Regions from separate parts of the Mus musculus genome. Here regions 1 and 3 are each linked to region 2. A link is a loop called in an ENCODE intact Hi-C map of the cell type or tissue named here. Cell type or tissue: heart. All regions are shown on one strand. Links, peaks and the distances in the headings refer to the core of each region. The heading gives the core; the rest is flanking DNA.

Evidence for each region. A loop is a pair of places that touch in the nucleus more often than their neighbours do. Peaks named below come from ENCODE experiments on the same cell type or tissue, not always from the same donor. Only the 100,000 strongest peaks of a DNase experiment are listed, where the experiment ranks them.
Region 1: it touches region 2 in a loop (2.1-fold over the local background); 5 of 42 quality-filtered maps call a loop at or near these places.
Region 3: a loop joins it to region 2, with 11 times the contacts of the local background. A loop is called at or near these places in 12 of 42 quality-filtered maps.

The regions. Positions count from the first base shown.
Region 1 is chr15:34,833,466-34,843,437 of GRCm38, forward strand. It overlaps Kcns2 (K+ voltage-gated channel, subfamily S, 2), which reads left to right and starts at 3,890. Exons shown (of 2, transcript NM_181317.4): 1 at 3,890-4,387; 2 at 4,985-9,942. The coding sequence starts at 5,028. The coding sequence ends at 6,461. Gm32970 (a long non-coding RNA gene) reads right to left here and starts at 5,210. Exons shown (of 7, transcript XR_383919.3): 1 at 4,874-5,210; 2 at 355-476. In heart, for the core only: no CTCF peak of the experiment used is centred there; no DNase peak of the experiment used is centred there; H3K4me3 peaks cover 1,309 bases; H3K27me3 peaks cover 5,714 bases.
Region 2 is chr15:34,737,407-34,747,378 of GRCm38, forward strand. It overlaps Gm32970 (a long non-coding RNA gene), which reads right to left. Exons shown (of 7, transcript XR_383919.3): 7 at 7,564-9,061. Among named protein-coding and RNA genes, the nearest start is that of Nipal2, 64 kb to the left of the region's middle. In heart, for the core only: a CTCF peak has its summit at 5,814 (motif pointing right); a DNase peak (open chromatin) is centred at 5,955.
Region 3 is chr15:36,142,777-36,152,508 of GRCm38, forward strand. Fbxo43 (F-box protein 43) reads right to left here. Exons shown (of 5, transcript NM_001081253.2): 4 at 9,209-9,409; 5 at 7,284-9,116. The coding sequence ends at 8,868. Among named protein-coding and RNA genes, the nearest start is that of Rgs22, 7.2 kb to the left of the region's middle. In heart, for the core only: CTCF peaks have their summits at 5,707 (motif pointing left), 5,908 and 9,407; no DNase peak of the experiment used is centred there; H3K4me3 peaks cover 563 bases; H3K27ac peaks cover 411 bases.

The DNA.
Region 1 (9,972 bases), core at 985-8,984, 96 kb after region 2:
AGGGATGACATAGTCACTGTTCTTGGTACTGACCTCAGGGTGCAGGCTCATGGCACACAGGTTTGCACCTTCACAGATCTATCAATCTTAGCTCCACCTTACACTCACACTGGGAGCTTTAAGTAAAAACTGGGAATTGGTCTGATTCAAGGCTACAGTCATCAGAGGGACTTTGGCCAGCTAGGGGACCCACTAGATTGCTAGATCCAATCAGTTGCCAAAGAGAGACTCCCCCACCCCAGAGCTCAGAAGTTTCTCCAGCCACAGCTCCACTCTTTTTCCTTCAAGAGATTTTGAAGCAAAGACTCTGCCGTGGAACAACCTCAGGTAGCAACTGGAACCTTGTTCACTCACCCTTAATTGGTATTCAACAGCTGTTTGATGTCTGCATAGTGAAGACACAGGCAGAAGCAGGCTGAGAGGCTCACAGCTGACTCTGAAGTCATGCTTTGGAGGAGCTGACATTGAAACAGGTCCTGAATGATAAGGAAAAAAAAACCTGTCATGTGAAGCTGCCATGATTGTAGGTACAAAGGCCACAGGGACAAAGGGAACATATGACCAGGGCACAAAAGACAGCAAAGAGATGAAGCTTGAGAGGTAGCAAGAGATAGGTAACGTGGAAAGTCTTGGATAGTGATGGTCAAGTGGGAAGCAGCTGGGATGCTTTCAGGAGGCAGGCAAGACCCTCTTGTATTTGTAAGAGACACTTGGGTTGCAGTGGGAGAGGGGCTGGTAGGCAGCAGGATAGGTGTGGGTAAGAGTGGTCTACTCCATCAGGGTCAGGGATGGATGGGGCTCTGTTCTTCTGAAGAGTGGGGAATGTAGGTCAGGCAGCTCAGATCACTCAAAAGGCCGCTGAAGCAGCCCCCTCACCTGTCAGGAGAGAAGCTGAGTCTGTGCTGTGTGGGCTCAGCTGAGATCTGTGTTGGCAGGGGAAGCAGAGAAACAGTCACCCAGATACAAGGATATGGGTCACCACCCAGGGTCCCCTTATCCCCATTCCCAGAATGCCTTTCCCCCCTTCTCCACCCCTTTAGTACCTCCTTCAAGCAAGCCTAGAAATACACCACCAGGAAAGCAGGCAGCTATATTTTAAGATCAGAGTTCAGACCTCTAAATAAACTATAAACAAAACCAGCTTCTTTGCTACAGAAGGAGGGAGATGGCTGCATTTCTCTTTAGTGCATTGACTCGGAAATAAACAAGTGGCTCTGCCTGTCATATACACTTAACTCTCTGAGAAGACATCTGTCAGGCCCAGGAGCTTCTGCTTAGCCTTTCCAAGGAAAAGCTCATGGCCCCGCACTCAGGCTTCTCCCTGAAGACTCCAAATTCACTTTGATACTCATGGAAAGGTTGTTTGTCCCTGGCCCCACAGGAAAAGCTAACTGAAGGCAGATATAAACAAGGGCTCCAATGTAGCCTGGGGTCTAGACAGGGGTAAAGGCAGCTGATGAAGGGAGAAACAAGCCAAATGTAGAAGGAGATGAGGGACAGGTGGGGGCAGAAGGGCAGAGCTATAGGTGATGGAGAGTAGCCCTTAATAGGGAAATGTGAAGTCTGAGAGCCCAGAAGCCTGTGAGAGGTACAAAGAAACAAAAGCTGAGAATTTATTTTTCTATGAACAGAGTCTTCTATAATCAGGAAGGAAGAAGAAATGAGTGAGATAAATAAAGCAGAGAGGAAAGAAAACAAGAGTCACAAAGCTCATTTCCTACTCCTAGGAAGAGAGACCCCCCCCCCCAAGTACAGCAGGAAAAGGTGATTAATAAACAGAGCTCAAGGAGCCAAGGCACACGGGAGTCAGGAGCCGAGGCTGAAGGAATTTGTGTGTCTGAGAAGTGTCATGCAGCAGAACTCACACAGATGTGTGTAGCACAAGGTAACTGTAAGGCTTGAGTTTGCCAGAAGCCAACTGAGAGGATGTCAGGCTAGAGAGAGAGTGGATGTCCCCAGGTACAAAGGGCCCCGGCAGTGTGGAAACCTCACAGCCACCCTCCAAGGTATGGAGGCATTGAAAAGGAGGGTCAGCAAGCCAGTGATAACAGATCCACCAGTTCACACAACCTCTGCAAAGGCTGGCACTCTCCCAGCAGCACACCGTGGGGATGAAGGAGACCAAGGAGCCTCCAGACAGAAGCCCAGCCAGGTGTGGGGGAGCTCCAGATTTCAAATGATAGATCCAACCAGACTACACAGAGGATAAGGTGAGACTATGATAAGCAGACTCCCATAGAAATAGATGGTTGGGGTCAGGAGAGGTGGCATACACGTATGATCCCATCCCATCACTCAGAACACAGAGGCAGGCAGACGGTGAGTTCAAGGTCAGCCAGGTCTATATAGTAAGCTCCAGGGCAGTCAGAGCTACACAGAGAGAGCCTGTATCAAAAAAATAAGACAGGGATAGGGGGATGGATTGGGAGAGGAAAGAGGGCAGCAAGGCAGTAGTAGATAGGGTGACATGAATAAAGCACAGTGATAAATGCATGAAGATGGCAGATACCAACTGGCAGATCACTCCCTACACACACACACACACACACACACACACACACACCAGCACCACCGCCACCACCACTGTTGCCACTACTAGCATCAAACATCAAAGAACGGAAGCTCACATGAACCACACCACATTATTCTTCTTCCCATATGGAACTGCTTTTGCAGGAAGACCCACACTCACAGAAGCTTCAGAGACATGGGTGTAGCGTCCTTTTAGTGAGGACACATGTAACCAATGCACACATCATATATGCTCAAAGGTGAGTGGCTGATACAAAGACTCATACTTGGATCCACTGATCCAACACAAAACTAGATCAAGGATTCTTTTCAGACCCTCTGAGGGAGCTTAAAGCAGGCTAGTCTTTTGCACTGTTTGCATAGTTCTGGGGATCAATACCTAGGGCCTTGTACATACCAGACAAATGCTCTGACCGGAGTTCAGCTCCAACCCATCAAACAATCTAGAGCCAGAACACCTCTCAATTCAGGTGGCACCCTTAGAGCCACATATGAAGAATGTGTTTCTCGTGGTTGCACTGTTTTTCCTGAGTCTGGAGCCACCTTATAAGAACTGTCCTATTACTTCTGACCAAGACATGAGGACACCAGCTCTCTGCTAACAATGCATGCCACAGTCTGAAAATGAGGACCATGTATTTGCTCAGAGACCAGGGGGATACCAAGGAATAAGGGTCTATTTCTTGGCTTGGCCAATATGAGGGCCCTATGTCTTATGATTGGGAATTCTGTGCTGAAGTCAGTGTTTATACAGCACACAGTTTCTCACACTGTATGCACATACCACACTAATGCATGTCCAGATCCTCATACATGGCACACTGTATGCATCTTCGCATCCATCAGAAGACATATTTGTCAATACTTTACACAGATTTTGGGTAGTCCTACTCCTCAGATTGCACACACGCACAGAACTCCAAGTACTCCTCTGAAGCTCACACTGGCTTGTACATACACGGTATCATGCAGAGTTCTCAAACAGAACTCCATTACTCCTCCCCATGCCAACAGGACCTGTGCACACACCCAAGCTCCTGCCCCACCCATATCCCTGCCACAGCTCAACCTCAGTCTTCTCTGACAGCTCCCATTTTCCGATAACCCCATTTCCAGGTATAGGAAACTTTTCTTCAGGTTTCTAAAAGAGGAAGCCGAAGCCGGTAGATCATTCCGTTGCTGCCCTATCCGCCCTATACATAAAAGCCATCCTTCATTCTCCAGTCTGTTTCCTACAGACCCGGCGAGGGAGGAAAGTCACTGTAGGCAACCCTCTGTCTGAGCCCTGGGGGTGCTGACAATAACAGCTGTCCCTGGAGGATGCCGAGGGAGGGGGAAAAGGTGTCAGCTCCGTGCAAAGCTGGGGGGCGCCCGAAGAACAGAATGATGCTCCGGAACGTCTCAAGAGTCTGGGCGGCGACTGTGCCCCGGGCTGGCGCGCTCGGAGCTGTCCGTTCAGCACCACCGCGCAGCACCAGGCTCAAGGCCCTCTGCAAGGCGCACCGGCTCGGTTCCCGCCCCCGCTCCACGGGCGCCTGCGGCGTGGGCTCCTGCCTCTCGTGGTGGGTGAGGGGCGCGCAGATCGGAAGAGGGGGGCTCCACGAGCGTCGGGGCCACGCAGCCACCTGTGAGCCTCTCGCGGATGTGGGCGGTGGTGTGTGCGGCCGGAGACTGAAGGAGGCGCACGGTGGACCCCGCCTGCCCGGTGGCGGGGCACACAGACAAGCACTCACATCTACATCCTCGCACCCGCGCGCACTCGCGCAGCCAGCCAACGGCGTCCACCGCGGTGATGCTTGCCAGCAGGTCGGGGAAGTTTCCCGCCGGCCTCTGCCGCGGGCTCCCGTGCACCCAGGTAAGCGCTTTTAGAACGCGCAAGGCGAGCTCCGGGAAGGCGCAGCGCACGCGGCCGGGGAGCACGGCGCCAGAAGGGCGCGGGGGTGGTGGTAGGAAGGGGGCTGGGAATGGAATCGGTCCTTGAAGGCTGGAGATCTGGGACGCTGAGTTGACCCTTTTAGCCCTCGGCCCAGATTTACAGATTAGAGCGGTGAATTTCCTTGCCTCCTCCCAAATCTCCGCGCCCCCTTCTTGGCCCAGCCCTGCCAGTGCGCATCTCAGCTTGGGTCCCGCCTGTCTGCGGCGAGAGGGCGGGGGCGTCTCCTTGGTCTGCTCACAGGCAAGGTCAGCACACAGCCCCCTTGGGCTTTCAGAGCCGACAGGCGCCACTCCCTGGAGGAGGTGGAGGCCCGGGTGTACTCGTGGAAACATACACCCTTGTCTTGCCTTGGGAAGGGAGTCAACTCCCATAGACCCATTCCTGCACCCCAGTGCTGGACCTCACCTAGAGACCCTGCTGGAGAGGCCAGTCAGATGAGGGTGAAGAGAAAACAAGAGAAAGACTTGGGGTGGGGAGTGCCGGCGCTCACATAGATGCTGTTCCCTCTGCTTTCAGGTGTAGCGCCCCCGCGCGGCGCGGGCGCCTGGGCATCTCCAGCATGACCCGCCAGAGCCTGTGGGATGTGTCCGATACCGACGTCGAGGATGGAGAGATCCGCATCAATGTGGGTGGCTTCAAGAGACGGCTGCGTTCCCATACGCTGCTGCGCTTCCCTGAGACACGCCTGGGCCGTCTGCTCCTCTGCCACTCGCGAGAGGCCATTCTGGAACTCTGCGATGACTACGATGACGTTCAGCGTGAGTTCTACTTCGACCGTAACCCCGAGCTCTTCCCCTATGTGTTGCATTTCTACCACACCGGCAAGCTTCACGTCATGGCTGAGCTGTGCGTCTTCTCCTTCAGCCAGGAGATCGAGTACTGGGGTATCAATGAGTTCTTCATCGACTCTTGCTGCAGCTATAGCTATCACGGCCGCAAAGTGGAACCTGAGCAGGAGAAATGGGACGAGCAGAGTGACCAGGAAAGCACCACTTCCTCCTTCGATGAGATCTTGGCCTTCTATAATGATGCTTCCAAGTTCGATGGGCAACCCCTGGGCAACTTCCGCAGGCAGCTGTGGCTGGCGTTGGACAACCCAGGCTACTCAGTCCTAAGCAGGGTCTTCAGTGTCCTTTCCATCTTGGTGGTGTTGGGCTCCATCATCACCATGTGCCTCAATAGCCTGCCAGACTTCCAAATCCCTGATAGCCAGGGTAACCCCGGTGAAGACCCCAGGTTCGAAATTGTGGAGCACTTTGGCATTGCTTGGTTCACATTTGAGTTGGTGGCCAGGTTTGCTGTGGCCCCTGACTTTCTTAAGTTCTTCAAGAATGCTCTAAACCTTATTGATCTCATGTCCATTGTCCCATTTTACATAACTCTAGTGGTGAACCTGGTGGTGGAGAGTTCTCCTACCTTGGCTAACTTGGGCAGGGTGGCTCAAGTCCTGAGGCTAATGAGGATCTTCCGAATTCTCAAGCTGGCCAGACACTCCACTGGCCTCCGCTCCTTGGGAGCCACCCTGAAGTACAGCTACAAGGAAGTGGGGTTGCTCTTGCTCTACCTCTCAGTGGGGATTTCCATCTTCTCTGTGGTGGCCTACACCATTGAAAAGGAGGAGAACGAAGGCCTGGCCACCATCCCTGCCTGCTGGTGGTGGGCCACTGTCAGTATGACCACAGTTGGGTACGGAGATGTGGTCCCAGGGACAACAGCTGGGAAGTTGACTGCCTCTGCCTGCATCTTGGCAGGCATCCTGGTGGTGGTCTTGCCCATCACTTTGATCTTCAATAAGTTCTCCCATTTCTATCGGCGCCAAAAGCAACTTGAGAGTGCTATGCGCAGCTGTGACTTTGGAGATGGAATGAAAGAGGTCCCTTCGGTCAATTTAAGGGACTACTATGCTCATAAAGTTAAGTCCCTCATGGCAAGTCTGACAAACATGAGTAGGAGTTCACCTAGTGAACTGAGTTTAGATGATTCTCTACATTAGCTGGACCCCGACTTACATTGCTGATCTGCTGCTTGTGGTTCTAGCACAATCAGGGCAATTTTAGGGCTGTGGCATAAGAAATCATCCCTGCCCTAGAGGGAGAGCTGCATGGGACATAAGCCCTAGATTGCTTTTGCAATGTTTAGAGAGGTTTCTTTTTTCTTTTGAGGATGGTGTGTCTAATAACATGCCTTTGCACCTCTCAGTGAAGTGACACTCACTGGTGTTTGCATCATGGCAAAAAAAAAAATGTTCACCTTTCTGCCAGATGAGTATCTAGAATGCCAATTTCTCTGTCCACTGTGTACAGTATTCTAATGCTCATATCCCAGCATTACCTGTGAGTGGAATTGTCTGTGCTCCTATTTCCGAGGCTGCTGTATGGGTTCCAGTGACAACACATCTGTCTATGAGGTCAGCAAGGATATCGTGAGATTTGGATCACAACCATGTGAAAATAATCTCAATTATGTATCCCTTGCTTTCATTTACCTTTAATACCAAAACAGAGAGATCGCAAAGCTAAGCACACTTGACCAATGCAAATCTTCGAGTTGTCTTTCTACTTGGTCCTGTCCTTGTGATGTGCATGAATGCACCAGTCATTTTAAAGAAAGATATGTATTGATGTATATCTCCTAAGTGTCAGTGTAAAGAGAATGTTACTTAGTCGATATGTAGTAAAGACTGAATGTTTTTCCTCCAAACAGTTAAATTTAGGGACAGCGACTTTAGCTAAACATGGACCAAACCCCAGGAGTTCATGTAGGCTAAGCCCTTTTACTGATGGTCAGGCCTCTTTTCATTTATTTCTGGCTGAGATGCTCAATCCAGGCCATTTTGACCAAAGTTTGCTGTGTCTTGGTATTAGCATGTTTTTCAAGCATCTCTTTTTTAAGATGTTTAGGAATAAGGCCGTGCTGTCTTTCTCCTCCACTGGAAGAAGTTTGTGTTTTGTTGTCTTTGTGAGGTAAGCACTGTCAGGTTGCTGGCAAGGGCAATAGCTTAAATATTTTCTTGCCTGCTCTAAAAGCCCATAAAATGAATGTTCTTTTGTTTCTGAGCAGAGTTTCCTTTAGGTAGTTTTGCTTCTAGGACACAGGATAGTGTATGTATAGTGTTTGATTGCCTTGAGTTCCTGCCTTGGCATGGAAACCTGGTAGTGCAGAGCATATTCAAGATGCAGACATGCATGAAGGCAGGTGGCTTACCCAGGGTGGAAACACTGTAGCTTTTATTTCCATTGCAATTGCAATGGGGTTTGGGGGACAGGGGTAGAAGTCAAAAGAAAAGAGTTATAAAGCCAAAAACTACTTTATAAGATATAAATAACTGTGAGCTTCTTTAAAAGCTTAAAACTAGTAAAATAGAAAACAAAAACAACAAACAACCCTTTCAACCATTAAGCTGTGTTGAAGGGTTACCTCTATTTCCTTTTCCAACACACTGTTCAGTTAACACAAAACATTATGAAGGGGCACCTGGGCCCCCTTTAAGAAAATTCTTTCCCATCATTGTCTAAGTAATCTGATGGTTTTCCAGTGGCTTTCATTATTGTTGAGTCTTTGGCAAGGCTATAGAATCCAGGGATCCAAATACGGAGATAAACAGGCTTTTAATCCAAAGTTTGGGCCTACTCTTAATTGGTCCATTTTGTGTTTTAGTCAGTTAAGGACAATCCACACTTCACAGGGGTGTGGAATGGATCTTCTCAGAGGGCTCTGTGTACTAGTGGTTGCCATGGTGACTACAGTGTGGGCGATTTGTTGGATGAATGCACTGACCATTTAATGCCCTTGAGCCTCCAGTTCAGATCTTTCATCAGACTGGAGACTGATGAGGGGCAGAAGGTGGCAACCTCCTAGTGCCTACGTGCAGACACATCTATGTCTATTATTCCAAAGCAGCAGGAATGTGAGGTTGACTTCAAGGAACCCCGCCTGTGAATCAGAAGACAGGAGTTGGTTTTGGGAGTTTGCATATGGAACTCTTGTTGTTGGCTGGTATCTTCAGCACTAGAAGACCAAGGATGTATAAAACTGTTCCCAGTTGCACTGAAGGCAGGGGACAGCCTAACCTGTGAGGACTGTTTGGTTTGCTGAGGCTGATGGTATACCATAACTGGGCATGAATTGCATGGTCACTGACCATGAAGCTGATGGAAAGAAGAAAAGAGGAGATGCAGAGTAACTTAGCCACTCTCCTAAGGATTTTTCTAAATGAACATGTTTAACACCAAAAAGGAGATACCTGCAAGGATATGAAAGCTGGAAAACTTGACTTTTCTTTTTTGGTGATGACTTGTTTTATCTGGTGCCTTTCATTGGGGGAATCCCAAAGTGCTTTAGAGACTGTCTTTTTAACATTTCTTGTAGATATATGTATAATTGTAAAAGAATATTCCTTTGCCCACCAAGACTTTTAGTCGCTTCTGAGCATGAAAAGGTCCCAGGAGCATTAAGTTCCCCCAAGCAGTAGTTTCATAGACCTTGAGGGAGGGCCATCCAGATGGCTGGGCTCTGCAGTGATCTCCATAGACCATAAAGAATGGTGTAAAGGCCCTGGGAACCTTTCCCTTATCACTGAACTACACGGAGGTATGAAGTTCACAAGTCCTGGATCAGACACAAAGCCTCTGACTAGTCAAGTCAGATAATGTCTCCCATGGTAGTTTCTCCTCCAGGAGAGAGCAGATTCATTTTCTGCCGTGTTCTTGGGAGTAAAGGCTACCAAGATGAAGTGGACTCATAGATGATCAAGGTAGCCTGTACAATCCTTTCTTGGGGAACACAGTAGATGCAGGCTCATTCATACCCAGCTGGTAGCTAAAGAGCAACTCCACTCTTGGCATTTGACCTGTTCAGTATTACTGGGTCAAATACATGGGCCAAGCTTTGTCATAGCATGCAGGGTGGGCATTTGGAACTGACACACGTTTATGGCACAGATACATTAGTCTGGGGCTGTGTTTCCCATCCAAGTTCTGCATTTCCCAGGTTGGCTGCTGAGGAGGGGCGTGTAGAATGCTGAGCCTATGCCTAGCTCATCAGGTAGTAATTGATGTTTAATATTTGGGTTTGTTATTGCTACTTACTGTAGCTCTCAAAGCACTGAGCGACCTGTTAATTCCTGCTTTGTTTCAATGGAAATGATTTGTTCTGCACTTTGGGATATCGGCGGTAGAGACCACAGGCAGTGTGGTCTCTACTTGAAAGCTTAACTGGTATTTCTTGTATGTTTTAACAGCATGACTTGTTCCAGGGTTGTAATTTTAAACATCGAGAATACTGTATTTGCGATGTCAGTTTTAACACTCATTAACACACTACTGTGCCAGCGTCCTGGCGGCTCCTGCGCCATTACATCGCTGCTGTGCTTGAGTTTCTTGTGCCTCGACTCCAGAATGAGGCACATGACTGACATACTCAGGATGCCAGCCTTGCAAATATGCAGATTAAACAGAAGATAATTATTTCACTTCCCTAAGGTCCCTCAATTACACATGGAGTGG
Region 2 (9,972 bases), core at 829-8,828:
TGGTCACTTTATCTTTGACAAAGGGGCTAAAACTATCCAGTGGAAAAAAGACAGCATTTTCTTTTAATTTATTTATTTTATTAGATATTTTCTTTATATACATTTCAAATGCTATACCAAAAGTTCCCTATACCCTCCCCCCACCCCCCGCCCTGCTCCTCTACCCACCCACTCCTGCTTCTTGGCCCTGGCATTCCCCTGTATTGGGGCATATAAAGTTTGCAATCCCAAGGGGGCCTCTCTTCCCAATGATGGCCGACTAGGCCATATTCTGCTACATATGCAGCTAGAGATATGAGCTCTGGGGGTACTGGTTAGTTCATATTGTTGTTCAACCTATAGGGTTGCAGACCCCTTCAGCTCCTTGGGTGCTTTCTCTAGCTTCTCCATTGGGGGCCCTGTGCTCCATCTTATAGATGACTGTGAGCATCCACTTCTGTATTTGCCAGGCACTGGCCTAGCCTCATACGAGACAGATATAACAGGGTCTCTTCAGCAAAAATCTTTCTGGCATATGCAATAGTGTCTGGGTTTGGTGGCTGATTATGGGATGGATCCCTGGGTGGGGTAGTCTCTGGATAGTCCATCCTTTCATCTTAGCTCCAAACTTTGTCTCTGTAACTCCTTCCATGGGTATTTTGTTCCCTATTCTAAGGAGGAATGAAGTATTCACCAGTCGGTCTTCCCTCTTCTTGATTTTCTTGTTTTGCAAATTGTATCTTGGGTGTTCTGTTTCTGGGCTAATATCCACTTATCAGTGAGTGTATATCTAATGACTTCTTTTGTGATTGGGTTATCTCGATAAGGATGATATCCTCCAGATACATCCATTAGTCCAAGAATTTCATAAATCCATTGTTTTTAATAGCTGAGTAGTACTCCATTGTGTAAATGTACCACATTTTCTGTATCCATTCTTCTGTTGAGAGACATCTGGGTTCTTTCCAGCTTCTAGCTATTAAAAATAAGGCTGCTGTGAACATAGTGGAGCATGTGTTCTTATTACCAGTTGGAACTTCTTCTGGGTATATGCCCAGGAGAGGTATTGCTGGATCGTCCGGTAGTCCAATTTTCTGAGGAACCTCCAGACTGACTTCCAGAGTGGTTGTACCAGTTTGCAATCTTACCAGCAGTGGAGAAGTGTTCCTAAAAGACAGAATTTTCAATAAATGGTGCTGGTTCAATTGGCAGTCAGCATGTAGAAGAATGCACATGGATACATTCTTATCTCCTTACACAAAGCTCAAGTTCAAGAGGATCAAGGAACTCCACATAAAACCAGAGACACTGAAACTAATAGAAGAGAAGGTGAGAAAGAGTCTGGAACACATGGGAACAGGGGGGGAATTCCTGAACAGAACAGCAATGGCTTGTGCTATAAGATCAAGAATCAACAAATGGGACCTCATAAAATTGCAAAGTTTCTGTAAGGCAAAGGACACTGTCAACAGGACAAAATGGCAACCAACAGATTGGGAAAAGATCTTTATCAATCCTACACACAATAGAGGGTTAATATCCAATATATACAAAGAACTCAAGAAGTTAGACTCCAGAGAATCAAATAACTCTATTAAAAATGGGGTATAGAGCTAAACAAAGAATTCTCAACTTAGGAATATCAAATGGCTGAGAAGCACCTAAAGAAATGTTCAACATCCTTAGTTATCAGAAAAATGCAAATCAAAACAACCCTGGATTCTACCTCACACCAGTCAGAATGGCTAACATTAAAAAAATCAGGTCACTGGCAGATACTGGCAAGGATGTGGAGAAAGAGGAACACTTCTCCATTGTTGGTGGGATTTCAAGCTGGTACAACCACTCTGGAAATCAGTCTGTTGTTTCCTCAGAAAATTAGACACAGTTACCTGAGAACCCAGCTGTACCACTCTTGGGCATACACCCAAATGTTGCTCTAACATATAATAAGGACATATGCTCCACTATGTTCACAGCAGTCTTATTTATAATAGCCAGAAGCCAGAAAGAATCCAGATGTCCTTCAACAAAGGAAAGGATACAGAAAATGTGGTACATTCACACAATGGAGTACTGCTTAACTATAAAAATAATGACTTCATTAAATTTGCAGGCAAATGGTTGGAACCAGAAAACATCATCCTGAGTTGAAGTAACCCACTCACAAAAGAACACACATGATATGTACTCACTGATAAGTAGATATTAGCTCAAAAGCTCAGAATAACAAAGATACAATTCTCAGACGACATGAAGCTCAAGGAGAAGGAAGACCAACGTGTGGGTTCTACGATCCTTCTTAAAAGGGGGAACAAAACACTCACTGGAGGAAATACGGAGACAAGGTGTGAAGTAGAGTCTGAAGGAAAGACCATCCAGAGACTGCCCCACTTGGGGATTGATCCCATATACAGTCACCAAACTCAGACACTATTGTGAATGCCAATAATAGCTTGCTGACAGGAGCCTGATATAGCTGTCTCATGAGAGGCTCTACCAGTGCCTGAAAAAATACAGAGGTAGATACTCACAGCCAACCATTGGACTGATCACTGGGTCCCCAATGGAGGAGCTAGAGAAAGTACCCAAGAAGCTGAAGGGGTTTGCAACCCCATAGGAAGAACAACAATATCAACTAACCAAATCCCCCAGAGCTCCCATGGAGTAAACCACCAACCAAAGAGTACACATGGAGAGACCCATAGCTCCAGCCACATATGTAGCAGAGGATATGTAGCAGCCACATATGTAGCCTTCTAGGTCATCAATGGGAGCAGATGTCTTTGGTCCTATAAAGGTTCTATGACCCAGTGTAGGTGAATGCCAGGGCAGGGAAGCAGGAGTGGGGGGGAGCACCCTCACAGAAGCAGGAGGAGGGGGGAGTGGGATGGGGGGCTTCGCTAGGAGGGGGGAACCGGGAAAGGGGACAACATTTGAAATGTAAATAAAGAAAATATCCAATAAATAGAAAAAGAAAAAGAAAATGGTCTTGTCAAAGCCATCAAATTTCCCTGAGGCATACATATAGCCATTTCAAAAACAATAAACGTCTGAAGTAGTCTTAGGTAAATGTATTTTTTTGATCTAATCAATTTCTCAAGAGAGGGCTATAGAACAGCAAGGGCTGCAGCCTCTCCAATAAGTAACGTGAGTGTAACAACACTCAAAACTTCAAGGAGTAGGAGACACTTAAGAGAGTATCTGCTACCTTGGTCTCCATGGCCACACCCATCCTAAGGCTGTGAGGCTGAGCCCAGGACCCAGGGGTCCCACTGACTGCACAGTTCCACAAATACTATTAGAAAGGCGTGATGGACCAGCTGTCCACTAGTACTCTTCTCTAAGTCTTTCCGGATCTCAGCCTTCAGGGCAGGTAGTTTTCCTTACCCCTGGAGGTAGGATAGTCCCATGTAACTAATACTGACCAATTAGATGTGAGAACTTGATTACTGGGGGGAGGCCTTGAAAATGATCTTTTTTCTTTACATGACCACTGTGTCTCAAATGGTGGCTTCTCCATCCATCACACATTTTACAACCCAGCTTGTGATGGGCAAGCACTGTAAGCAGAAAGAAGTCCCTGAGACTTGGAGTGTGTTCCTGTGGTACACCTTTTCTGTCATGATAGATGGCATGCCCCTGGGCAGGGCCATCTGGAAACAACATTTGAAAACTCTAACTCAAGCACAAAGTTTGAGACACAAATTTCTCTTCCCTTGGTCCTGGGTCTCCCATGAATTCCTTGCCCCACCTAAGAAAGCACACAGTTCTCTAGTAGTGATTCTACCATAAAACTGCACTGGAGGAATGTGTCGCTTGCTTGGACAGGGGTGATACCCAAGGAGTATTGGTAGAGTTTCGTTAAGGATCGTGACGGTCCAAATGCGGAAAGAACCGTCCCTTTGTTTAGCCCCATTCTTGTTTACAGAAAGACCAGAACCTGTGGCAGGGGAACATGTACCCCCCAACTTCTAGATAAAGATTCTTACAGTGTCCCCAGTGCTGAGAAAGCAATGTGAGGAGAAACTTAGAAGTGTGGAAAACACAGCTGAAGGCCTAGGGCACTCCGCACACTCAGCTCCCAAATGTGGGAATGCTATGTGATGAGTTTATGAAATATAAAAGTCAAATGAATTTTTCATGAAGAAGTTATCTTCCCAAGATGCAATAATGGAAAATTCCTTTCAAGAACTGGTGTTTAGACCTCACAAAAATGCGCGGCAAATTGCATTGTGATTTATTTGTCAATGTTTTTATAGGTTAGGCGTTACTTTCTACCCCACAGCTGGAGTCAATTTTTAATATTTAAAAGTGGAAAGAAAGCAAAACCTAAACACATCCAGAGATGTCTGTTTTAGATTGAGCTTTTCCCAAACAGTGCTGTTTAGAACTGACCCCTGAGCATGGTCGGTCAGCTGCCAGCTGGCCTTTACTTCCCTGCAACACAGCATTAAAATACCTGGACTGGGCAGACTGCACATAAGACCTCCTAAATTGTAGCTGGTGGGTCTAGTGTTTATAACCAATTTCAAATGCATGTAGCCTGTCTGCCCTCTCAATTGAAGAAGCAAAAGTCTTTTTTGTTTTTTTACTCTAGATTTTCCTTCATGCCCCTAGCTCAAGGTGCTGTGAGCACGATTTTCAGGTCCAGTGGTTTCTGGATCCAGTAGATGGCCAGGTGAGTGGGAATCCCCTTGGTTACTCCTTTTTTGTTGCAAGCAATCCAACTACAAAAGAGCAAGCTGATTCTTTCAACCTCGGAGCTCCATGAAATCTAGTCTGAAAACTACTCAGGGCTCACCTTCCTGGGATTCCAGGTCAAAGAATATGCTGGATTTGCACTTGAGAGCTCATGGAAATATTCAAATTCCCAGCAAAGAGATCAAGCCTACACCCCTAATCTTATTGCTTGGGCCAAATCTACTTGAATGTGGGCTTCATCCTACCATGTGACCAAGCATTTACAAAATGAGACTGGGTCTCTGTTTCGTGAGAGATCATACAGTAGTTCCAGCAGCACACTATGTGTGTGTATGTGTGTGTGTGTGTGTGTGTGTGTGTGTGTGTGTGTTCATGCTCAGTTGTAGCTTCTACACCTGAAGCCAGCCATCATGCCGGCACTGACCGTTGCTAAGGGGGGCATGTATGTGCTTACCAACTACAGGTTCAGTAACACACAACATCTGGAGGGAGGGAAAACAACCCTAACTGTGACCGACACAGTTCCTTTGGGTAATATGGCTGATACCCTGCTCATGAAGGCGGTGTTTCTCTTGTCCTCTCCTGCTTTCTTCCTCTTGATCATTCTGGAGCCAAGACCCATAGGAAGAGTTGATTTCTTTCCAAATTCGTGCGTTGGTCTTGTTGAATCTGCCAGCCCAGGGCTGCTGACACCACCCCCAGTCAAGCTATGAGAAGCACTAACCACTTCATAGACACAAGCCAAAAAAAAAAAAAAAAAAAAAAAAAAAAAAAAAGCCTCCTTTGTAAGGTATGGAAATGTCAGACGTGCGAGAATTGGGCATCATATTCAGCTACTGTGCCTTTTCCTCAGCGCTCTCAACAGGAGCAGCACCCCAGGAGAACCCCTTCGGCATGCTGCCCCAATAGCATCAGAGACATAAGAGATGATGATGATAAGTGATTATTTCCCTGTCTTAAAAGGTTTTCTTGTGTCACAGAAAGGATTTGTCATGGATTTCCTTCTAAAAGTACACACCCTAAACCCACTTCCACACATGATTCGATTTAACCCGAAAAATCTTTATAAAACACACCTAAATGCTTTTTGAGATACAAGGACAACCACGACTAAAGTGCAGCGGATCTACCCGCCAGCAGGGGGAGCTCTTCCCCCTGGTTCAAGCTGCCATTCCAGTTCTCTAGTGGTCCACCCTTTTGCTCAAAAAACTTTGCTTGGGTTTAAAGAAGGTGGAGTAAAGACAGAAGCCGGCTGTCCAAAACAACAGATACGGGGACGGGATGCGGGGGAGGAGGGTGGTGTACTTTATCCCGAGGGCAGAGGACAGCTACTAAAGGATTCTCAGAAATGTGCGGCTTTGTATTGAGGCATCCTGTCTTTTTTGGCTCAGTATCTGACCTATTTGAGAAATCTATTGAAACACGCCACTTGGCACCGATTGTGATGCTGTTAGAGAGTTCATGGGCAAGACATTCTGAGAAAGGGATTGAAGATAAGCATCAGGAGGAAAGTACACTGCCTCCAGAAAACCAAGAAAGGCAGAGCCACCCTTGAGCTGGACCGCAGTGCAACACAATGCACGCATGGAATCCAAACATGGTCCAGAGACCAAAAGCTCTCATAAGCAAATGAGGAGTGACTTTTCTAAAGAAAGAGCTGGGAAAATGGTATTTCCTTCCTGTGCTGAGAAACAAAGTAAAGATACTCTGGGGAAAAGACGTGAGCTCCTAGGCACACAACTGGGTGCCATCTGTCACCCGCAAACAGCTGTGGCATGGAGAGTACAACCACATGTCTTTAGAGCTTCCCAAAGGAACCAAGAGAAAGTGACGAAAAGGCGAAATCAGTGTCTTCCTAAACGCTTATAACAGAATCAGGCTGCTGGGCTCTCCTTCCTGGGTGACTCTATTTGGCTTCTCATGACTAGATCCTCTCTAGCATCCAGCATCCAGGAGGATCTTTAAATCTGATCTTCTTAGAATCCCTCAAGGGCCTTCCATTACCTCCAGGCTAGAGTCCTAACTCTGTAATGTGATTTGGGAGAGCCCTGCAGACTCTCATCCCCGAGGCCACCATGTCTCAGTTCTTGTCCTTTCTGCTCTCTATGCCTTTCTGAAAGCCTTGCAGTTTTGTGTTTCGGGTGGTTCTGGAGGCCAATGTCCTTCCTTCTGTCTTCCATCACAGTGCTGGTTAGATGTCAAATGCATGTTGGACACTGTCCTGGAGATGGAGACCTGCAAATGCTTTCTCTTCCCTGGGTTCTACCACACTCAGGGTCTCGTTCTCTCAGTGTGTCCCCTTCCATATCCTTTTCCTCGTTTCCGTTAAGATATGGAATTATAAATTACTTCATTATGGGAGCCACCTTGACCCCACAAGAGTGGAAGAGACATTAGACTCTCCCCTAAACAATTCTATGCTTAATCCTTCGGTTTCATTTGTATAACTAGCTACTGACCCCTCGACACCACCATAAACACAAAGGTGGGGCTTTCCTTGCTGTATCTTCATGTTTAGTCCTGCATCTAACACTCCTTGAATTAACAAGGTTTATTATTAATGAAGTCTGGTCTGTGAATGGTATAGTCCTTGTCATATGCTATCTGGCTTCCCTGGTGCACTGTAAGGAATATTCTTCCTTCTCTGGAAGCTCCTGCTTATAGACAGCTCCATCACCTTAATATTTTATGGAACAGCCATTTTTTCAGATTATGAAGGCATTATCTCTGCTTAACTGAACACCAGGGTAGAGTCTAAGGCTCATGGTTCTCTTTGCATTCCAGCAACTAGATAGCTTTGTTAACAGGCCAGTTGGCTAAAGCTATGTACTGTTCATAGTTACTTTGTGTTGATGTGACCAAAATATCTGAAACAAACCATTTAAAGAAGGAGAAGTTTATTTTGGCTCAGAATATCAAAAGGGATTTCAGCCAGTGGTGGTGAGGAAGGCATGGGAGTGGAAAAGTGTGGAGGAGATGTCTCAGCACGGTGAACAAGAGAGCGAGGAGAATGGGCCCAGAGCAGGGGCCAAACAAGACCTTGAAAGGGCTGCCACCAGGGGCCTACTTCAGACACCTCATAGTCATTGTACGACCCTCCAGAATAACACTGTCATCTTGGTGGTGGGGGGGAAAAAGCCCAAAACTTCAAAATATGAGCTGGGGAGGGGAGACTTCACATTCAAACTGTAACAGGATACAAGAATGCATCTTCTGGACTTTTATGTAAAATATGTAAATGAATAGAGATCAGTGATTTCTAGAGCATCTCCTAGCAGTGCCAGATGCTCACTACACAACCATTTAACTCACTCTCTTATACTCTCCATACTCATTGGACCCAAACTCAACAGGGTCAAAGATGGGTCTTGTCAGTCTGATCACTGCAAAGAGGCAGACAGCCAATGTATTCATTGCACTGAACACCCCTTTCCAGTCACAGCAGATGGACAGAGAGAACATTGGCCTGATTTTGAGTGTTCAGAGATGACCAACAACCTTGGTGGTGGGAGAGCCACTTTCTGACCCACACATTCTTCAGTCTAGGCCCCACGTTTTCCCCACAGTATAAAGATGTAGCTGCAGACACATAGACACAACTGTCTTTTTAAAACTAGGCATGGCCCCCATGTACATAAGATATGTGGCTAAGAGCATTGGCCCTGCTAGGAGGCTGTCTTCCCTTTTCTAGCTTGTGGACTTGGACAGCCACTTGGTCTCTTCATGTTTCAGTTTCCTCATTGTATTGCTGAGAGGATTAAATCTGCTAATGAAAAGCATAGATCAATGTCTGACATGAGATGAATGTTACAGTCAAGGTGAGCTACCTTCATGATTGGAATGAGAGTGCTGAACAGATTTCAGGATCTATTTGGGTTGACACCTCCAGCTACCTTGCTGGGGGACAGGGACAGAGCAGCACACCTGTGCACAAGACATGTATTGTACAGTGATGTGGCGTGCACTGGAATGTCATGCTGGCTTCTAGAAGAGGCCTAGACTAAAGCAGGTGTGCTGGTCTGATGAGGTGTGGAGATCCACCTTCAGAATGTGACAAAGGATCCTAATGTGACTTCTGCTACTTCTTGGCTTAGGTCACACAGCATTTTGAACTCAAGTCAGTCCCAAGGGCATGATAATCTCAGCTTAGTCCTTGCTGCCAGCCTTTGTCCTTCATGAGCTGGAACCTGCTTTATAGACACTGCACAAATTCCTGGTGGAATCAGTTCACATGGAATCCAGGTGGTAAATATCTCCCAGGAAGGGCTGTGCAGAAGTATATCTTCCCACCGGAGGAAGGTAGGTTGGCTCAATGATATTCTCAGAAGAAGACAGAGAGGATGGTGCAAGGAGATCCAGATCCTGCGACAGCAGCCTCCTTTAGAGAGAATACAAACACCCATTTGGTTATCAATGACTTTGTGGGGAGATGGAGAGAGTGACAGATGTGAGCTTAGGACTTCACTGTAGCTCTGAGTTCAGGCTTCAGGAGTACAATGGCAGGACTTGTGGGGGGCTCGCACATAAACAGAGAATGGGCTCTTTTCTGAGAGCATCTGGGTTGTTGATGGTGCCCTGTCTGCTCATCCTGTTTCAGAGCTGAGCTAGGTGGGTTCAGACCACCCTGCCAGTCTCCTCTTCAGCATAGACTCCTGCAGTACAGTTCTAGAAGATGGGCTGAGGGAACAAAAGCACGCTGCTTCCACCTGATACCACCATACAATCACACGTAGGATTTCCTTCATTTCCAGCTGACCTCACCCTCCCCTCACCATTTGCTCCCACAGCTGCCACCTCAGGAAACAAGGGGGATGGAAGCTCTAAAGGTCAAACTTAGGTCAGCAAATTCTTATTGCAGAAAATGATCTGATAAGAGTTAGCTACCTTTTTTTTTTCTTTGAAGTTCCTATATGACCACTATCAGTAATGTTCTGTCTCTCTCAAATGTCTGTTTCTGTTTCACTGTCTTTCTTTCTTACACACACACACACACACACACACACACACCCTTTTGTTTACAGTCCAAGAGAGGCATATACATTCTTAATATATAACCCACCCTCATCACAACTCCAAAATTCTAAAAACCTACACATGCTCGTAAATAGAACACCCTTAAATGGAGCAAAATTTCTAAATACCCCATGACTCACACAGCTAAAATGTCCCCCGGGGAGCCCAACTTGGCAGCATACATTTTCCTATTAAAAATTGAGTTTAGAGATTTTCATGGCATCCAGCTCAATGCCAGGAAAAGCCCATCTGTGTGTAGTGTGGAAGTCAGCAGTC
Region 3 (9,732 bases), core at 1,733-9,732, 1.4 Mb after region 2:
CAGAAATGCACCTTCTGGGCAGTAAGCTGCCAGGCACTGGAGGCTGCATCCCATGTCAGCCTTTTTCTCTGCATCACACCCACAACCATGACCTGACAGGCTAGTGGCTGCCGGTTGAACTTCTGCAACTCCTCATTTCAGTTACCTGCCTGTGCTCTGCCCACGCATGCTCGTTCTGGCCAGACAAGTTGATAACTTCATCAGTTTAGCATGGACAGTGTCTCACGTTTTGCCCCCTCTTACCAGGAGCCCTGAATGGGAACTTAAATAGAACAGCATTGTTCTTCTGGGTTTGTAGTTTAGAAAACAGATATAGAGAAGGTTTTTTGTTGTTGTTGTTTTGTTTTGTTTTTTTACCCAGACAGCTATTAATACATTTTTCACATTCCAAAGCCTTTGCCCTTAGATGGTGTGCTGACTGGTTTCTTGTCAACTTGACACAAGCTGAAATCATTAGGAAGGAGACAGCCTCAATTGAGAAAATGCCTTCAGATCACCAGGCTGCAGGCAAGGCTGCAGGGTATTTTCTTAATTACTGATTGATGTGAAAGGGCCTAGTCCTTTGTGAGTAGGGCCACCCCTGGGCTGTTTGGTGGTCCTGGGTTTTATAAGAAAACAGGCTGAGCAAGCCAGTAAGCAGCAAGCTCCAAGGCCTCTGCATCAGCTCCTGCCTCCAGGTCCCTGCCCTGTTTGAGGTCCTGACCTGACTTCCTTCGATGATAAACAGTGATGTTGAAGTGTAAGCCAAATAAACCCTTCCCTCCCCAACTTGCTTTTGGCCATGGTATTTCATTTGGAGCAATAGTGACTCCAACTAGGACAGATGGCTCTATTGTATGGCTCTTTCCCAAAACAATCTCCCAAAGTAAAAACAACACTGGGATCACAAACACAGTAACTTGAACCCAAAGGCCTAGGCGATAAACTTCAAAAATTTTGGAGATTTTTTTGTAACCTTAACGATATACAAGTCATATGTCATCCATCCGTTCCCCTCATTTCAAGTGTAGAATGCACAACCAACACAAAGTTGGATATTCCCAATATCTCCAAGAAACGGCACAATGTTTCAAGTATGTCTCCATCTCTGTAACTCCCTCGCCTACCTTCTCTCTGCTTCTCCTGTTTAGACATGTCATATAGATAGGATCACATCGCTTTGCACTTTTGTGTCTGGCTTCCTTCGGTTAATGTTTTCGAGTCTCAGGTACATTGTACTTTTTATTAGTAAGTAGTATTCTGTTAAATGGTTACAGATTTTCCATCTATTCACTAATAACTGGACATTGGGGCTCCAGGTGTGACCACTAAGGGAGGACCATGCCGTGAATGTCCGTGTACAGGTTGCTATGTCCAGATGTTTCTGTTTCTCCTGAGGACCTAACAGAACTGGCGGCTCCACAGGCCACTCTACACTGGAATGTTCCAAGGAATAACGGATCGTCTCCCAAATTGTCCATACTACTTTGTTACTAGGACAACAGTTCTCACTTGACTATTTTAGAGGTAGCATCTGACATTTTTATGATAGTGGTCCTCTTGGGTGTAAAGAGCTACCTCTCCGTGTGTGGTCTTAGGTTCATCTCCTCGGTGACTAGGCTCTCTTGACTTTTAGAGAGAGCCTACCTCCCCTGATGCCCCAATTCTAACTCAGAGCTATTCACAGACAAATGTGCTCCCTAAACCAACCCCAAGGGTGCACACTGCAGGCTAGTCAACCCACGCCCATGTTCCTGAGCAACAGCCTCTGCAGAGACCAAGATGGAGTCTTCTCTCTGCTTATTCCTATAGTGTTCCTCTCTCTTACCTGCCTTGAAGTTCCTGAAACCCACAGGCAGGGAGGGTACAGACCAAAGCTCTGAGCATGCTCTGTTCTGGTTTTGATTGTCTTATTGCCACATCAGGAAACTACACTCGTGAATTAGAATAAGCAGCTAATCCACTGGGGTGTTTTCTGAGATACCATGCAGCCCCTCTGAGGGGGCTAACGCCGCATGGTGCCAACGGATGGTGCCATCGCCACCCCTGCTGAGGATTTCCATGCTCCTCTGGACAAACACTATCTTTTTTTTTTCTGTCATTAAATATATACCTTATCTACATTGGAAAACAATTACCCACACCTGTATGACATTTAGTAGAAAAACAATGTTTTTGTTTTTGTTTTTTCATACTTCCTAAATTAACAGTTCATAATTTTTGGAAGAACATAATTAGTTTAATATATTCATTAGGTAATTTCTTAGCTTATCCGAGTTAATTACCATCTGGGCCTGCTGGTTTAGATTTGCTCTAATTGTTCATAGATTCCATGCCATTGCTTTGTTTCTGGTGTGCACTTGTGAGATAATTCCATTTCGTTTTTAACCCTTTCCTAGTCAAAGTTTGAAAATGTTAATTTATGGATGTTGTGATTTTTACAGGTAAAGAATACCTTCTTCTGGGGCTACAGAGATGGCTCAGCAGTTAACAGGACTTGCAGCTCTTTCAGGTGACCTGGGTTCGATTCCCAGCGCACACGTGGCAGCTCACAATCATTGTTACTCTAGTCCTAGGGGATCCAGTGAACTCTTCTGGCTTCTGTGGGCACAGGCACTCACATGGTACACAGACACACATATAGGCAAACACACACATGAATATTTTGAAAGGAAAACACTCCCTTGTTTTTCTCTCTTCTCCCTGCCCCTCCTGTGTTTCTTCTTCCCAAACTCATTTTCCTTTTTGAAAATGAATTTAAGCTCTTAATGATAACGTTATATGTAGCATGTTTTGCCTGTGTATGTGTCTGAGCACCACATGTGTATCTTGGTACCCACAGAAGTCAGAGAGGGCATCAGAACCCCTGGAACTGGAGTAACAGACTGTTGCGAGCCACCACATAGATGCTGGGAATTGAACCACTGTCCTCTGAGAGAGCAGCCAGTGCTCTTAACCCCTGAACCATCTCTCTGGTTCTTTTAAGAGATTATTTTGAACTAAGTTGGCAACTCTGCTACCTCTAACAGATAAACTATGATGTAGTAAATGCTCATTAAATATGTACTAAACAACCCATTTTAAGATTATAAATATTTGCATACGTGTATGTATGTCTGTGCACCATATGCATGTCGGATACCCACAGAGGCAAGAGCGGGCATGAGATTCCCTGAACTAGAGTTCCAGCCACCACGTGGGTGCTAGGAAGCAAGCCTGGATCCCACTCAAGGAAAGCAAGTGCTTTTAACTGCTGAGCCACTGCTTCAGCTCCTCAAACAACCCTACTTAATGAAGAAACAGATGTTATATTATTTGAAGTCATGAAAGAACATTGTTTGTCAAAAAATCTCAAAATTTAATGCCCTAAGTACATGTCAGTAGTTGAGGGCAGGAAGGAAGCCCAATAGCTTGAATTTCTTATTTACTAGATGCAAAACCAACAGAAAATGGCTTTCTACTAAGGCAGAGAGCAACACACACAGAGGTCCCTGATGCGGGATGGGTCTATCACTCCAGTTCCAGATGATCTGATGCCCACTTTTGGCTTCTGTGGGCACTGCAAACATGTGACGCTCAGACACACATGCAGCAGGCACTGAGCTAAGTAAGACCAGTGTCTAACAGCAAACAGCCAGCATTTAACTCCAGCTCTAGACCTACCAGTGAAGACAGAGTCTACCTCTCGGCTCATTTAGACATTTCTTTTCTGGAAAAAAAAATACTGCTAATAGCACCTCTCTCATATAGTTGATTGTTCCTAACACACATGTGTACAGACGTTTAGTTCACTGCCTAACCAAATTAAAACGAGCTACCAACAGAGCATGTTGGCACATGCTTTTAACCCCAGCAACTGAGAGGCGAGAGGCAATTGGACCTCTGTGAATTTCAGGCCAGTCTGGTGTACATGGCCAGCAAGAGCTGTGTGGTAAGACCCTGTCAAAAACAAAACAGAAAACAAAACAAAAACCCAACAATATGTGGGGATGGGGAATGGGATAAGGGGTTTTCGGAGGGGAAATCAGGAAAGGGGATAACATTTGAAATGTAAATAAAATATCTAATCAAAAATAAATTTTAAAAAATATGTAACAAGTTTCATTGTTTACATTGGTGTCCCTGTCTCTGGCTCCCACAATCCCTCAGTCATCCTTTGCCTGTCTCTGTAAGATTAAAGGAACATACCTGGCGAAGTGGGGAGGAGGGGAGCGGGGAGAGACACAGCCCTACCCCAGAATATTTATCTTCTCAGGAAATAATTAAAGAGTACTTATCCTTGATCACAGTGAGAATCTCAGAAAGGAGACAGCACCTTACACTTCCCTGACAGTCAGGGGGAAGACCAAGGGAGCCATGTTAGAGTCCTTTGACAGGGTGACCCCTTCTCCCTAACCTCACCAAAGAGGAGTTATCTTGGAAAGAAAGGGTCTGCTAAACACGGGACTTCCCTTCAGACTAAGGATTGGGAGCACCGTGGGGTGGAGGGATTCGATGTGTTGGGAAGAGAACAGAAAAGCTCGGATACATCCAGGGAGCACAGCACAAAAGAGCTCCAGCTGCCCCACGGAGACAGCCAGCCTCGGGCAGGAGGTGGCTAATCAGCAGGACCCCTTGGAGAAGTCAAAGCTGCTTAGGTAAAGCAAGAAGGGAGCAGGTGATGGAAGTCAGAGAGCGTCCCAGGCAGAGGCAAAAAAGGATTGGAAAAGCGAACAAGGTGAAGGAAAGATGTGCTGGTTCCGTTCTCACTTGAAAATAAATGCAAGTAACTAAAAAATAACCGCAGTCAAAGTCTCCTGTGCAACCTCAAAGGAAAAGGAGATTTGGAGAAAGTCCTCATGTCCACTGACAACCCCTGTAGCCATTCAACTAAGCCTCTGTGCACAGCCTATTATGCAGGAAGCATTTTACTGACAGTTTCAAAGGTTAAAGATGGCAGTAAACATGGTCGAAAGACCACAAAAAAGGATAAATACACAACTCCAGGGAGGTAGAATTTTCATCTTGTCAGACATACCAGAAATTGACACATGAAAAGAGAAGATGAACGCCAGGGTTAACAGTCTGTACAGCAAGAGAGGGAGGGAGTGGGAGAGAACACACCGAGGTTGGAAGAACGAGATGTCATCGTGTCTGGAATAAAGTGTGCAGAATGATCACTGGAGAGACGGTTTAAAGTCTACTCCTTAAGAGGAAACAATGTGGTGTGGAGACACAGTGAAGAGCAGACAGCCTGGAATTAGGTGTTTAGAGTGGACCTGTTGGGAATATTCGCAGTAATGTAGGCAGGATGTGACTAAAACCCTAACCCTGTCCCTGTCCCTGCAGGATGTGACTGAGAGCCTAATCCTGTCCCTGCTTCTGGCAAGACAGGAACTACCTGAGGGAAACCATTGTTGGCATGACACTATTATAGTTGCTCGCACTTATCTGTCTCCACAGTCTGTGGTGAGGAAGCCAGGAGCACAGGGCTGGTGGGAAAGTTAATAGGGAGCACAGACTAGGGTCCACCAGCAAAGGGCTCTGCAAAAGACTTGCAAGCCAACCAAATATTTTAATTACCAGCTCAAAGTAATAACTTTTCCCCAAATTTATTCTACATATACTTTTTAAAAAAAAATTAAGTAGAGAAACACTTCCCCTATTTGAAAATGTCATAGTATATGTCAAATTCATAAAAGCTACATTTACTTGTAGAAGGCCTTTAACACCATAAATCAGTCTTTGGTGCCCCCTAGCGGAATTTCTTAGTATTCGGTTAAAAATTAACTATTTAAAATGAGTAATTTGATCTTATTCTTTGTGAATTTTACATCGTGCACCCCAACCCACTCATCTCTCTGTCCCTTGGGGAAGCTGTAGGGTGTCACAGTTTTGAGTGTTCATTGCACTGAGTCATTTGAGGCCTCTGGCTTCTGCTACCCTCTCTATACTGGATCTTCACAGGGGCTCCTGTTGCTGTCCCGCATCCGGGAGGTCCGCACAGCAGGCGTTTTCACACACCCAGCACACCATAACAGGGTAGGTGTCGGGTGGGCCAACTCAGAGCCCTGGGTCTGTGCCTGGGTTGTAGCTGAGTTGGTCAGCCCATCAGCTCTCCTGCCTGCCACACGTGACTAGGAGAATCTTGACCTTTCCCCTCCGTGGCAGACAAGGGGTGAGGCCAGCTCTCTCTTGCTCATGCCCTTAGGGCTGCCCAGGGGTGGGGCCCTGCTCTCCCACCACCTGGGGCAGTTCTACTGTGCTGTCCAGGCCAAGTGTGGGGCCTGCTCTCCTGAGTGGGCAGTCAGTGAGGGGCAGGGCCAGCTCTCCTGCTCTTATGACCTTGGGGGCCAACTCTCCTATGTGCTTAAGCGGGGGGGGGGGGGGGGGGGGGGGAGGAGATCTCTCCCTTGTCTATGCCACCCCTCCACAATAACCTGATATTATTATTATTATTATTATTGTTGTTGTTGTTATTATTATTATTTGCATTGGTGTTTTGCCTCCATGTATGTCTGTGTGAGCGTGTCAGATCTTCTGGAACTGGAATTACAGACAGGTGTAAACTGCTGTGGGTGCTGGGATTTGAACCTGGGTCCTTTGGAAGAGCAGCCAGTGCTTTTTGACTACTGAACCATCTCTCCATCCCTGATCTGATCTTTTAAAATGCTGTTAGCCAGAAATAACCTAAAGAAATGACATAAACAGGAATGCCATTTAGTAAGTGCCCAAGTCCTCAGTATAATCTTTGTATCACGAATTTACAACTGCGATTTATGCTATGGTTAAGCCAAGGGAATGGAACTTGGCTTTGGGGGTGGGAAAGATGGCTCAGAGGTTAAAAGCAAGTACAACTCTTGCATAGGCTTTGCACAGGTCCGACGACCCACACCTGTAACTCTAGGTCCAGATCTGATACCTTCCTCTGGCACCTACACTTCTGTACATACCCATACCCAGACACGCGTAAGGCCACAGGGAGTGGGCAGTTCCAGATAGGAAATGAGTCCGGGATGAGCATCAGGACCGAAGCCAATGCACTAAAATGCACCCGAGAGCCTCTGGCGGATGCAGGGAAAGACGGAGGGAAACCGTACAAAATTGGTCCTGGTGCACAAGATGCCTCAGGAAATTAAAAAGACACCAAGATGGGTGTGGTGGCCTATAATCCCAGCACTCAGGAGTCTGAGGCAGGAGGATTACTTCAAATTCAAGGCCAGTTTAGCTATGTAGTGACTTCCTTGCCAGCCTGAACGTCAAAGTAAGAGTTTGTCAAAAGAAAAAGAAGAAAGAAAAGGAAAAAAAGAGAAACACTCAATTTAGAAAATATGTAAATTTTAAATTTAATTATTAGTTTTAATTTTAACCACTTTCTTAAAATAATGTGTTCAGAGCTACATTGAAATATGTGTGTATAGTATAAAAACACATATATACAGCAATCACCTACATATACAAAATACAAGTGTGTTGTCAGTTTCCCTCGTATGGGTCTGGAGAGATGGCTCAGTGGTTAAGAGCACTGGCTGTTGGTCTGAAAAACTCGGGTTCAGTTCCCAGCATCCACATGACAGTTCACAACTGTCTCTAACTCCAGCTCCAAAGGATCTAATACCCACACATAAATGCAGACAAAACACCAATATGCATAAGATAAAAATAAATAAATCATCATTTAGAAGTTTCCTTCTTGAGGCCTGATGTAGTGGTGCAGGACTCTGACCCCAGCTCAGGAGGCAGGTGGACTTCTGTGTGTTCAAGGCCAGCCTGGTATACATAGTGACTTCAGGAGACCTAGAGCTACATAGTGAGACCCTGTCTTCAAAACAAAACAACAGTAACAACAATGACGAAATGATGACAAAAACAAAACAAAAAACCCAAAAGCAAAACAAGAGTCCTCTCTTACACTTTTTTCAGCAATAAAAAAAACTTAGCTCTTTTTGCCACTGATCTATAACAGAGCTCACTCATTCCCAAATCCCTCTTGGAAAAAGGCACATTACAAACACATACAAATTATAATGGCCATTATTAATAACTTCATATTTTTCCCATTCAAAACCCATCATTTCTGCCCAGCCCAAATCTTTTAAAATATCAGAATCTGTTACTATAATTCCAGATTTTTAAAGTACTTAATTAGAAATGTGTGACTTGCCGGGCGTGGTGGCACACGCCTTTAATCCCAGCACTTGGGAGGCAGAGGCAAGCGGATTTCTGAGTTTGAGGCCAGCCTGGTCTACAAAGTGAGTTCCAGGACAGCCAGAGCTAAACAGAGAAACCCTGTCTCGAAAAAAAAAAAAAAATGTGTGACTTATAGGAGTTTATTAAATAAAATTCCCATTATAAGTAACTACACAGTCACCGTAACTGACATTTATTAGTATGTAAATTTTACTAAACAAAAAGTCTACTAAAATATCAAGTAAGAGGAAGGTTGAAATTATAGATTACATTTGATGGAACTTTTAAAAACATTTTATTTATATTTAATTTCAGCCATCAACTCATTTTCTAAACCTGAAAGTTCACTGACCTCAAATTCAAATTATTCAAATTATTTGGAAATTATTTTTTAAATAATTGAAGAACATTTCAACACATTGTTATGAAATGCACAAATTTAAAAGGTTACATGGAGCAATAAAACACACATATATAACAACCCTGAAAATTCTTTATTTAAAACATCAAAATATTTAAAATGGGGATATGACATAGTAAAATAAAATTCTTTCAAAATTCATCACTTTAAAGAAAATATACAATGGTGTGCATTATAACAAACAAAGTGGGAAGTAAATCAACGTCTGTCATCAATGGGAAGATTTGCATGTGTTCAAAATAGTCATAATTTTAAGTCAGACAGAACATGGGCCAGCGCGAGTGGTTCCTTAGTCTCTTCAGAGGCGTTTTAAGTTCCGCTTGCTTTGGGCACTCCCTGGGAGAACATCTTTGCTACCTCTCGCCTTTGCTGACCCTCTTCTACAGTCTTCAGACCCGTGATAAGCGCACAGACATAACACACAGAAGTCAAAGCCGCAGGCCAGGCGGCTGCATAGCCCCCTTTTCTTGTGCGGCTGGTACTTAGCAGGGGATTGGCACCTCGGGCAAGGCTTTAAAGCTTCATCAGTAAACAGTGTCCTGGCAACCTGCAGGGGAAGCAGGCACACTCAGTCTTCTAGGGACTCAGTCACTTCATTTCAAACTCTAGCTACTTCTAATAACTTACATCCGTGCTCACCTTCACATACTGTTCCTGTTTACTCCGTAGGTGGGTGAGGGAAGAGCTTGCTACAGGTGTCAGAACATCCCCCCAAGGGGACAGAGTTGGAACCTGCTCACCACTGGGTGCCTGTGCCTGTGCCTGCACTGATCTTAAGGCCAAGCGACTCAGAAGGCAGAGCCGAGTGGCAGCATCCTGAACACGTAACACAGCGGCCCCCTGTGGTAAAGAAAGGAGAAACAACACTGCAAAATCACAGCAGCTTTCTGCCTGGCCCTGATGTAATGTTTAGGAAAGGTTTATACCATCAGGACCTTTCCCTACGTCATTTCTCTTTTTTTGGGGGGGGGGAGGGAATGGAATGGAGTGGCGGATGGGGTCAGGCAGGGAATCTTTTCTCACCTAAGTTTGGAGATGGGGAGGTGGTTCTGTGGGTAAAAGCACTAGCTAGTGGTGCAAGCCCAACAGCCTGGCGTGTTACATGGGAAGTGGACACAGGAGAATCTCCTGCAAGTCTGTAGCACTGCAGCGTAATGTAAGAG